Regions from separate parts of the Homo sapiens genome. Here region 2 is linked to region 1. A link is an interaction called in ENCODE POLR2A ChIA-PET data of the cell type or tissue named here. Cell type or tissue: PC-9. All regions are shown on one strand. Each heading gives the region's core, and the rest is flanking DNA. Links, peaks and the distances in the headings are about the cores only.

Region 1 (2,928 bases), core at 278-2,777:
GAAAGAAAATCAGTGTGTCAAAAAGATACCTGTATTTCCATGTGTACTGCTGCCCTATTCACAACAGCCAAAATATGGAATCAACCTAGGTATCCAATAATAAATAGATAAATTAAATGTGATATATATATGCACTACGGAATACTACTCGGTCATAAAAGAGAATGAAATCCTGCCATTCACAGTAACATGGATTGAAGTGGAAGGTAAGTGAAATAAGCTGCGAACAGAAAGTTAAACTCCACATGTTCTCACTCATGTGAGAGAAAAACAGTTGATCTCATAGAAGTAAAAAGTAAAACAGAGAATACTAGAGGCTGAGAAGGGTAGAGGGAAGGGAGGGTTAGAAAGAGATTTGTTAACAGATAAACAAAATTATAGCTAGACAGGAGAAATAAGTTCTAGTGTTCTGTACCACATCAGAATGACTATAGTTAACAATAAATATTATATACTTTCAAATAGCTGGAATGACGATACTGAAAATTCCCAACACAAAGAAATAATAAATGTTTGAGATGATGAATGTTACTTACCCTGATTTGATCACTATACATTATATGTATCAAATAAAACGTAACAGTGAAGTGAAGGAAAGGATCAATTCGTCACTATGTATGCCATGGATATGTATAATTATTACTTGTCAATTAAAAAATTTTTAAATGGCTACAAATATGAGTAACTGAATAAATAAATGTATACTTTATTGACCTTCAACAAAGTACCAGGGACTGTGCTGTGTACTTACACAGTTTATCTTATTTGAACTCTATAACTAGGTAGAGATGAAGTTTATTGTTCAGATGAGGAAACTGAAGTTTGTGATGCAAAGTACTATTTTTATCATACCAGAACCACCCCTGGAGAACTTAAAGAAGATCATAAGAAGATAAGCCATATTGTGCTAATCTGGAATACTCATAATAGCTGGTATTAACTTGAGCTCTATGAAATAGTATAAAAGTTCCAAATAATTTAAACCAGATAACTTTTAGAATAAAATCTACTTGTCTATTTACTATTATCAGCTTTATATTCTAAGTGTTAATTGTGCATAAATTGATTTTCACAACAAAGATTTATATTATTTGGAAGTAGTATCTGTATCTTTTCTTTAAAACTCTGAAAGCATCTAGTTTACTACTTGGTGAATAATGGATTTTATATGTTTGAGGATAATAATGAAAACTGCAATCACCAATATTTAGAACACACTCCCTGAATTCCAGGAATTCAGTTATAAAGGACTCTGGGAATAATATACAACCCCTTTAATAGTAAAGTGAAGAAAAGGATGAATTCAGCTGTATCAAGACAAATTTTAGATGGTAAAGGAAATAACATTAAATAGCAGTGAATCTCATAGTGAGAAAGGTATATTTTTGAAATTTCCTTCAATTCTTTCAGTATTACCAAGCAGAAAGTCTTGATTTAGCATTGATTGGTCTTTAATACCGCCATAACTTTTGCCTATATCCCTTTTTAACATGGAAGAATCTAAGACACAGAGACTTGGTAGATAACAGTATCTAGCTAGTATCTGGCTAATGATTGTTTTATTTTATTTTCAGAATTTGCTATATTCTATTTAGAATCACATTGGTTTTTTACATTTTTGACAGGTTAGAATGTTTCTTTTTTTATTATTATACATTAAGTTTTAGGGTACATGTGCACAACGTGCAGGTTAGTTACATACGTATACATGTGCCATGTTGGTGTGCTGCACCCAGTAACTCGTCATTTAACATTAGGTATATCTCCTAATGCTATCCCTCCCCGCTCCCCCCACCCCACAACAGGCCCCAGTGTGTGATGTTCCCCTTCCTGTGTCCATGTGTTCTCACTGTTCAATTCCCACCTATGAGTGAGAACATGCGGTGTTTGGTTTTTTGTCCTTGCTATAGTTTGCTGAGAATGATGATTTCCAGCTTCATCCATGTCCCTACAAAGGACATGAACTCACCCTTTTTAAGGCTGCATAGTATTCCATGGTGTATATGTGCCACATTTTCTTAATCTAGTCTATCATTGTTGGACATTTGGCTTGGTTCCAAGTCTTTGCTATTGTGAATAGTGCTGCAATAAACATACGTGTGCATGTGTCTTTATAGCAGCATGATTTATAATCCTTTGGGTATATACCCAGTAATGGGATGGCTGGGTCAAATGGTATTTCTAGTTCTAGATCCCTGAGGAATCGCCACACTGACTTCCACAATGGTTGAACTAGTTTACAGTCCCACCAACAGTGTAAAAGTGTTCCTATTTCTCCACATCCTCTCCAGCACCTGTTGTTTCCTGACTTTTTAATGATGGCCATTCTAACTGGTGAGAGATGGTATCTCATTGTGGTTTCGATTTGCATTTCTCTGATGGCCAGTGATGATGAGCCGCTGTTTTGGCTACAGTAACCAAAACAGCATGGTACTGGTACCAAAACAGAGATATAGACCAATGGAACAGAACAGAGCCCGCAGAAATAATGCCGCATATCTACAACCATCTGATCTTTGACAAACCTGACAAAAACAAGAAATGGGGAAACTATTCCCTATTTAATAAATGGTGCTGGGAAAACTGGCTAGCCATATGTAGAAAGCTGAAACTGGATCCCTTCCTTACACCTTATACAAAAATTAATTCAAGATAGATTAAAGACTTAAGTGTTAGACCTAAAACCATAAAAACCCTAGAAGAAAACCTAGGCAATACCATTCAGGACATAGGCATGGGCAAGGACTTCATGGCTAAAACACCAAAAGTAATGGCAACAAAAGCCAAAATTGACAAATGGGATCTAAATTAAACTAAAGAGCTTCTGCACAGCAAAAGAAACACCATCAGAGTGAACAGGCAACCTACAGAATGGGAGAAAATTTTTGCAATCTACTCATCTAACAAAGGGCTAATATCCAGAATCTA
Region 2 (2,928 bases), core at 231-2,730, 64 kb after region 1:
AGCAATTTATAATATTTACATTAAAAAAAGTAGTGTCTATCTCTCTCTCTTGAATTATAGAAACTCATAATTCAGGCTAAATGGAAACAATTATTCGCTTTTCTTGGTTTTAAGTACTCTCTCACTAGTTTGCTTAAGTTGGCTAACTAAAATATCAAAATTTTATTCTGCTATCAAAAAGAAATTATTCTAAAAAACATTAAAAATCTGAAAGTTATTAGCATAATCAATAAATACAATAACACAAAGCTCATGAGTCAAAACAAGAAACTAAAACAGGTGACATTTTTAAATATAAGAAAAACAATTAGTTTATGTTATTAAGGGACAGTAAGAGTCAATTCATAATTTCCTAAGGCTTTCAAAAAGTTTTTTTTTTTTTTTTATACTGAATTTTGCTCTTGTTGCCCAGGCTGGAGTGCAACGGCGTGATCTCAGCTCACCACAACCTCTGCCTCCTGGGTTCAAGTGATTCTCTTTCCTCAGCCTCCCAAGTAGCTGGGATTACAGGTGTGTGCCACCACCCCCAGCTAATTTTTGTATTTTTAGTAGAGACGGGGCTTCACCATGTTGGCCAGGCTGGTCTTGAACCCCTGACCTCAGGTGATCCACCCGCCTCGTCCTCCCGAAGTGCTAGGATTACAGGCGTGAGCCACTGCGCCCGGCCTCAAAAAGCTTTATACTCCTACTGACTAACACATTTCTGGCAATCAACACCCAAATAAATCAATATTTCTATAAAACTTTACAGGAATATGCTCTGGATTAATATTTGTGTTAAGTGAGATGAAGGAGGAGGAGAATGGGTAAAGGAAAAAGCATGAGAGAGGAAAAGTGGGGGAGGAAGACAGAAAGGAGGTAGAAGAGAGAGAGTGGAAGAGTAGAGAAGGGCTAAGAATAAATTCGATATGATAAATTATGCCAGGCCAAATTATAAGAAAAGTTCAATACATCTTGCTTAGTGATGAGGATAGTGTAGCATAAGAATACACAGAATTGGCCTGGCATGGTGGCTCACGCCTGTAATCCCAGTACTTAGGGAGGCCAAGGAGGGTAGGTTACAAGGTCAGGAGTTCGAGACCAGCCTGGCCAACACAATGAAACCCTGTCTCTATTAAAAATACAAAAATTAACTGGGCATGGTGGCGGGCACCGGTAATCCCAGCTCCTCGGGAGGCTGAGGCAGGAGAATCGCTTGAACCTGAGAGGCAGAGGTTACAGTGAGCCAAGAGCACACCACCACACTCTCCAGCCCAGGCGACGGAGCTAGATTCCATCTCAAAAACAGAAAAAGAAGAAAAAAAAAAAAAGAATACACCAAATTATGACAGTAAGTATCAGGGTAAGAAAAATTAATAATCCAGCTATGGGAAAGAGGTAAGGATGGGAATAAGTAAGAAAAGGACAACAAAACTAGGCTTACTAACTTGAAAATGATATCGCTGTGGAGCCACCCAACCTGCTTTCCCTATAGAGGAATTAAAATGTATCTATATAAATAATACAGATGGCTGACAGATAACGCAGAACAGAGAAATAAACTTTTGTCAAGAAGTGGGTATTTAGGAATCAAAGAAAAAAAATTGTTTTAAAGAATCAACGTGGGCTGGGTGCAGTGGCTCATGCCTCTAATCTCAGCACTTTAGGAGGCTGAGGCGGGTGGATTGTTTGAGCCGAGGAGTTCAAGACCAGCGTGGGCAACATGGCAAAACCCTATCTCTAAAAAAAAAAAAATTTTTTTTTAATTAACCAGGAAGGTGGTGTGCACCTATAGTCCCAGCTACCTGAGAGGCCCAAGTGGGAGAATCACTTGAGCTTGGGATGTCGAGGCTGCAGTGAACTGTAATTCTGCCACTGCATTCCAGACTGGGCAACCAGAGCAAAATTCTGTCTCAAAAAAAAAATCAAAGCTAAATACATTGTGTTCAAAACAAAACATTTAGGACAAACTACATGCAATTCAGGATCTTCAAAACATAAATATCAAACTATGTCAGAAAATCTAGACAGATTACATCATATCAGTATTCCTAAACAAATGGCTGATATTTCTGTTGAAGGTACATTCAGAAGGGCTTTCCTTGCATCTAAAAACAAATGAAATTCTTATAGAATTTTAACTACTACTGAAACCTGAATAGCCAAGGCGGTTGGCATATTTAGAGTAAAAGAGTGGTCATGCTAGTTCTTACAGGAAGTGTAATAAACCGATATTAGTTTCACAATACATTCCTTTCATATACCTTTCATCATACATAATAAATATACATAATACTCTTTTGAAGAGTATTCAAAAGAGTACTCTTTTGAAGAGTTTTCAAAAGAGTATAAATCTGAAGAGGAAAACTAAATTAGATGCTCATACAATACAAAATATAAATAATTTATTTTTTATTATATAGTCAACTCTGGCAAGGTAGATTACCTGATGTATGGATTAGCCATGAAATATATGTTGATTTAATAAGATATTTAGAATTACCATGAACCAGAGTTAAATGTCCTTATTAGAAGATACCTAACACTTGAAACTAGTTACCAAAAACTCAGCACTGACTCTGCTACAATGTTTAACTCCTCTTACCACTAAGTCTATAGTACCTCCCACCCCTTGCCAAAAGTGTGTCCCAAAATAATTACTTGAGATTCCCACACAAAAACCAAGTGAGGAAGAGAAGAAAAAAGGAAGGCTCTTGCAATTGCTGATCTTGTGAGAGAGTCATATGAGTTAATACAAAGTGCTTATAAGAGTTCACCTGGCACATAGCAAGTGGTTGGTAACACTGGCTACTACCCTCATACAAAAACAGTGTCTCAAGTCCTGGTCTCCACAAAGTCTCTAGTAAAAATAAATAGTCCATATTTGGCAAACTTATGGTTGATCTATTCAGGGTTCCTGTCTTGCCAATGGTCTTCAGAACCCATCAG

The links. Peaks named below come from ENCODE experiments on the same cell type or tissue, not always from the same donor. Only the 100,000 strongest peaks of a DNase experiment are listed, where the experiment ranks them.
Region 2: POLR2A ChIA-PET joins it to region 1 with 6 read pairs; 3 of 35 experiments call an interaction of 5 or more read pairs at or near these places.

The regions. Positions count from the first base shown.
Region 1 is chr5:37,621,612-37,624,539 of GRCh38, reverse strand. All of the region lies in intron 10 of WDR70 (WD repeat domain 70), which reads right to left. Among named protein-coding and RNA genes, the nearest start is that of GDNF-AS1, 220 kb to the left of the region's middle. In PC-9, for the core only: no CTCF peak of the experiment used is centred there; no DNase peak of the experiment used is centred there.
Region 2 is chr5:37,557,302-37,560,229 of GRCh38, reverse strand. All of the region lies in intron 9 of WDR70 (WD repeat domain 70), which reads right to left. Among named protein-coding and RNA genes, the nearest start is that of WDR70, 180 kb to the right of the region's middle. In PC-9, for the core only: no CTCF peak of the experiment used is centred there; no DNase peak of the experiment used is centred there; H3K27ac peaks cover 323 bases.